Linked DNA regions of Mus musculus: region 1 is linked to region 2. A link is a loop called in an ENCODE intact Hi-C map of the cell type or tissue named here. Cell type or tissue: heart. All regions are shown on one strand. Each heading gives the region's core, and the rest is flanking DNA. Links, peaks and the distances in the headings are about the cores only.

Region 1 (2,917 bases), core at 228-2,727, 64 kb before region 2:
AAGGCCTCAGGAATCTCTCCTCACACAGCTTCATCCATGGCCCGTGTTTCCACGGTGGAGAACAGAAGCCTCTGAGATTTGCTAACCTTGCCGCCCTCTCTTCCAATCTGGTTCTCGTCCCTTTAAGTGAGCATAAGAAAACAAATCAAAACCAAACCAAAGCACCGTTTCTCCCCTTTCTAAGTTCAGGGTGTGAATCACTTCTCCCTGCCCTCTGCATTTCTGTGAATGTTTCCTAGATGGACTCAGTGGGCTTCCAGTAAAGACAAACAGCTCAGAGAGCAGATTGCACTCACACTCACAGCCTGAGTCCTGTGACCCAGACATTGGAACTCAGTGCCTAATATGGTAATAAGAGGAGCAGGAGAGGGAGCCGACGAGGATGCCAGACATGCAATGCATTGCTAAGAAATGTACGTGCACTACTGAAGAAACAGGGCGCTTGCTCCTTGATTTCCACGTTATGTAGGACATGAACTGTGAAGTTCTGAGAAAGAAGCCAGTGTTCCAGGCATCTGCCACAGGGAAAAGTTTATTTTCCCTTTGCTCTTCAGACATGAGTCGGCTTAATTCAGTTAGTGTTCAAATCAATGCTAGCATGGGATGGGAACTAAGAAATCATTCTTACAGCCAGCAGACATAGGTTTTCTGCCCAGTTCGACTGCCATTCAACTGTGAAACGCACTTTCTTCCTGGCGTGCCTTTTTCAGCCGTGAAGTGGCTGGATGCTGTGATCTCCAAGACATCTAACGTATCTGTTTGCTTTCCTTCTAATTTTGTCTGAGATAATTTCATTTCCTGTGGAATTCCCCAAACAAAGCATTTTCTAATTCTTCCAGATACTTTCTGTGACTTGAACTAAAAAGACAGAATAAATACTGGCTTTGCATTTCCATTGTGACTTCCTTAAGTATGTTTGGCAGACTGTTCCCTGTGCTTGGCAGAGCTTTTCTCGATCCTAGGCACATTATGCCTTTCTTCCACCTTGGTCCACCTCCTTTCCCCATTCTCTTATCTCTGGACAATCAGTGTGTGTAGGGAGGCATCTAGTACATGGCGCAGGTTTACACCACAGTTTTACACTAATTCAATGCAGCCTTTCCATGGCCTTGCCCAGTCATTGCTGCTCTTATCCATTCAGCCTGCTTTATGGGAGAAGTGGGGCCAGCAGGAGGGAGGTCCCACTGCTTCCCTGCACTCTACAAGATGGAACTGGGCATGAGAGAGTTTTCCAGGCAGGGACTGGATGAGTCACTGGGCTGTCACAGATGTTAAATAAGACTGAGAGAAGAATGGAGTGTGGTCATCTGCGTGTGAGGCAATGAAAGGCTTTGAATGCTTTCTGTCTTTATGGGTTCTGCAATCTGTTATCCCTAAGTGCTGTAGTCTTGTTACGGGCATCTGTGACTTACCCTTTTGGTAGATGGTTGTAGTCAACGCTGACCTCTCCCCATTCGCAAGGTGTATTTCTAACATAAGATAAAGGAACTTTCTCTGACAGAAGATAAAGGAAATTCTTGACAGATTTCCAGCCTTGTGGTTATTATATCGCAATGGCAGCTTGTCTATCCCAAGTAACTGTAGAAAGTTACTGCTCTGAGAAAGCCATAGGGCATTAGGAGTCCCCCTTTCCCTTGTTAAGGACCCTGCAGGAACTACATTTCCCTGTTACAGTTTAGGCTGGCTATAGAGCAGCCCCCTGGTCCTGGGAGAAAGGGGAGGGCAGAGATGAAGCTGTATAACAGAGGGGTTGCTTTGGAGAGATCGGGAGACAAGAGGTCTGTGTTCTGGGGAAGCCATGTCAGAGCTCACTCTTGAGTCATGCTTCATTCTCCAGATCCTCATTTCTCTGTCTGGCAAATACGATTGGTCCTTGAAAGTCTCTTCTAGCCCCAAAGCCTACAGATCAGTTTCTTTGTGTTTCATGTTGTTCCTTCTTGTTCAGCAGTACCAAGTGGATCGATTTGCATCAAATTGCCATTGTGTTCTTTAACACCAAACAGAGCCCAGACAAAGCCACACTTTTGCCTTAGGTGTTCACTGTAATATCGAGATCAGATTCTTCCGTGTAGCGTCTGACTCCCCTTTATCACCTAGTTCCAACCCATGGTGCTCGTCGAGGGCAACCGTTTGCTTGTCTGGGTGGCACCATCTTAAAGATGACCTGAGTGTGAGCACTTTGTGCTGTACAGTATAAAAGAATGAAGGCACTGAACACTGTGCATGTTGACTTCTTCTCAGGGCCAGAACCGAAGGGTAAAGAGCAAGCACGATTTCTGGGATTCTCTAGCAGTCTCTACAAATAGCTCAGAGGTAGACGTAGGGACACCGAGACCAGTGCATCTTCTGCTTCAGTAAAAGCATAAATTTTAATGGTTACAAATGCGTGGTGCTATTATGAGGAAACCACAGGAAAGACCAGTCATATAAACAGTAATAATTTATTGACCATGACTAATCCTTTGGGGAGTATGATAGATGACGTAGGCTTATAAGCGCTTTACAGTGGACTAACCCCTTCCACATTCAGTAATTCACCAGCTCTCTATACCTTGTCCATAAGGGTGGCAGGCTTGTGAGTGTTACCTTCATTTTACTAATGACCACAGTGAGGCTCAAAGAGAGCTGTTGGGCATTTGGTGAGAAGGTGGCAGGATGGAGAGTGTTTGTGGTTTTAGGCTGGTACCTTTATTTTTGTTTAAGGTTTAGCTTTCCTGATAAAGCAGCATGAGGGCCCACACTCTGGTGTGCCCATACACAGCTCTATGCAGACCAGAGGATGGTAGGGGATGCTATTTCATTAGTCTTGAATGCTGTGATGTTTGGTGACTGGTTCTGTGATTAGCAGGGCTATGTGTCAGTCTGTTTCTCTTCTCAGCTGAATTATGCCTGCCCCGCTGATGGACAATAGTGGTAA
Region 2 (2,917 bases), core at 165-2,664:
ATGCGGCTAGCTGGGAGCTAAAAGTCTGCCTTTAGTTTTGGGACTTTGGGAGGACAATTGATTCTCTAATGTTATTTTAGTTTTGTTTCTATGTGTGTGCTTATGTGCATGTGTTTGTGTGTTGAGGACACTTTAGAATGGTATAGATAATCTCATGATATTTTAAAACTAGGGCCACCAATCAGAAATATCCATATCAGAATATGTTTTACTAGTGTGTGTTTGTTTCATGAAAAGAAATGTTAGCATTTTGTATTTGATCACTGTGCATAAGAGGACAATCTCCCTGTCCCACCACAGGGTTGGCTGAGGACGGTTTTTGACTAGGTAACAAAGATAGTCTTCATCCTTGTATGAGGAAGTTAACGATGGAGATCTTTAATAACTTGCCCAAGGTCATTGGTAAGAGGGAGAAAGGTGGACTGGCTCCAGATGCCACGTGCAGTTCCTATTCCTCAGGCCTGCAGAGTGCAGATGAGGTGAGCGAGCTGGGTTCCTTATCCTCCTGGCCTAGGAGAAACTGAGGCAGAAAATGTAGGCCACCACAGAATTCATGTTCTGCCACTTATTACATGATACTATATATTCTTGAGCAAGACATCTTTTTTTGAACAATAATGACCGCTTTCCATGCCGAGTTTGTGAGATTCTTCACAAGAACGACCAGTTCTCATCGTTTTCCATGCCTCTGTGAAGTTCTTCCTCCCTCCCATATGAGTGGAGTCATCTCTTCCCGTTTCTTTATCAGGATTATGGGAGAACTGAGATAACGAATGTAGAAATGTTTTGCAAACTGATGGATAAAACTGGACTCAGTGCCCAATGCCCATAAGTAACTTCTGTCTTGTTTAATTTACAGAGCTGAGCACATCGTCTGGCTAAGCCTGTGACCATTGTCCATTCCAAAAGCCAAAGGCTGCTGGAGGTAAGAGAGGACTGGAGTCTTCACAATCCTATCAGGCTAATAGACGTCTGACCCTATGGTGCTAGAGGTTCATTTCCTGTGGTAGAGACACCGCAGTACTTTATGGTCAGCAGGCTTCTGGAAAGGTCTAAGACAGTAACCTGCCCTCTGATTTACTTTTTCCTTTCAATTTCTATCCTTTTAGCATCTAAAATGCAAAAATCTGGACAGTTTGGGAAATTGACGTTTAATGGACATTTGAGAACCTGCAGTTTTACTCTACAGTAGGAAAGTCTTTTTCCACAGTTGTATCCTGCGATTGGGCAATGCATGGCAGGCAGACTTCCCACTCTGTTTCCTCATGCTCCTTCTTTGAGTGTAGTTTTTACTAAAGTGGACTGCCAGAATGGTTTGGCTCTGAATGAGCCAAAGAATGCTTCTCTGGGTTAGTCCTTGTGCCTTGCCTGCCAGATGAGTCCTCTAGCCCCACAGGTCAGAGAGAGCATTCCTGAGGCCTTCCTTATGAGGTTGCCCAGAAAACAGAGCGGGATAGACGAGAAAGGGGCATCTTTAGTTCAACTCATCTTTTCTTCCTTATAGACAACCTGCTGATAGCTGAACCTTCCTGCAGTCCTGCTTTGTTCAGTGGGATCTGCCATGTTTCTTTCCCAGCAGGTCAACATGATGCTCCTAACTTGAGGCCTTGGAGTAGAAAGCTAAGATTGGATCATTTACAATGCTGTAATCATTTGTTTCATAGACTATTGTGTTAATAACATCAGTCAGTGTACTATTTCAGTGACGATGAATTGCAAACCTGACCTCACACAGTTCTTTAAAAAAAGTTAAAATTGGTTGCTACTGCCCCGTAATCACAGAAATTACCAATTTATAATCAAATAGAAATTATAGTTTTAGTCTAATATGATATTTAAAGCTAATATTTATCAAATAGAGTAAATGTGAAGCAGGTGGGTGACAGGAATTGAGAAATTTCTAGAATTAACACAGTTGTGAGTCTAGTTGGATTTTTTTTAGTTCTATTGAAGGAAATGCTGTAAAGAAATGTGTATTCAGAAATATATGACATACATATATACATACATATATATGTATATATATCTTTTAGTCTTACTGTGTTATACACAATGTCTCCACAAAAACTTGTTTTTAACATGTCATTTTCATGGACAAATATGTCCAATGAAAACTTCTTGAAGGCATCTCTTGTTTTAGTTTTTGATTGTCCCTATGACATGTACCTTTAAGTCAGAAAGGAAGGGAGACAATATCCCCCCATTCTCTGACACTGATATAGCACTAACTTTCAGGGGACCTGGTCAACTCATCCACTATCAACATCCTAACAAAGAAGTAGAACCCTCTTCTGTCCTTTGACTAATCCAGGGTGAACCATTTCACCAGCTAGGACAGCTCAGAGTGCTAAACCCAGAGGGGATTTAAAAAGTGAAACTGCCTGAATTTTCTACTTCAGAGATCTAGAGAGCTGCTCCTCCAAGGCCTTCACCTATCACGTACCTATTTCCTTAGCTTCCATTTATTAAATGCTGATACAGCAAGTTTTGAGGATCATCTAGTTAACTGTATTCACTTTCCTACCGAAATCCATCTCAAGACAAAGAGATATTTTAATTAAACCTTGAAAAGTTACAGTGACTGTTCTTTAAAATGGGAAATCAAGCATCTCTCTCTTTCTCTCTTTCCCTACCTACTTATTTACCTATCTGCCTATCTCTCCATCTATCTACTGACATCTACCTACCTCATCTGTCTGTCTGTCTGCCTCCCTGCCCGCCTGCCTGTCTGTCAGTCAGTTTTTCTGTCTCTGTATTGGTTTGTCAGTCATCTGTCGAGCAATGTAATCCCTGTCTTTTGGATTTATAAACTGGTGTGAACTGAAGGATAGAATGGTTTCAACCTTTGAAAGATGGAGGACTAAGTGTTCTGGGAGCATGACATAAACATGTACAACAGTCTTGTGGTAAAAATGGG

What was found. Hi-C counts contacts between places; a loop is a spot of excess contacts. Peaks named below come from ENCODE experiments on the same cell type or tissue, not always from the same donor. Only the 100,000 strongest peaks of a DNase experiment are listed, where the experiment ranks them.
Region 1: a loop joins it to region 2, with 2.0 times the contacts of the local background. A loop is called at or near these places in 4 of 42 quality-filtered maps.

Annotation. Positions count from the first base shown.
Region 1 is chr16:24,494,412-24,497,328 of GRCm38, forward strand. All of the region lies in intron 3 of Lpp (LIM domain containing preferred translocation partner in lipoma), which reads left to right. Among named protein-coding and RNA genes, the nearest start is that of Gm24440, 89 kb to the left of the region's middle. In heart, for the core only: no CTCF peak of the experiment used is centred there; DNase peaks (open chromatin) are centred at 340 and 1,230; H3K27ac peaks cover 2,397 bases.
Region 2 is chr16:24,558,733-24,561,649 of GRCm38, forward strand. Lpp (LIM domain containing preferred translocation partner in lipoma) reads left to right here. Exons shown (of 13, transcript NM_178665.5): 4 at 860-925. Among named protein-coding and RNA genes, the nearest start is that of Gm24440, 150 kb to the left of the region's middle. In heart, for the core only: no CTCF peak of the experiment used is centred there; a DNase peak (open chromatin) is centred at 1,299.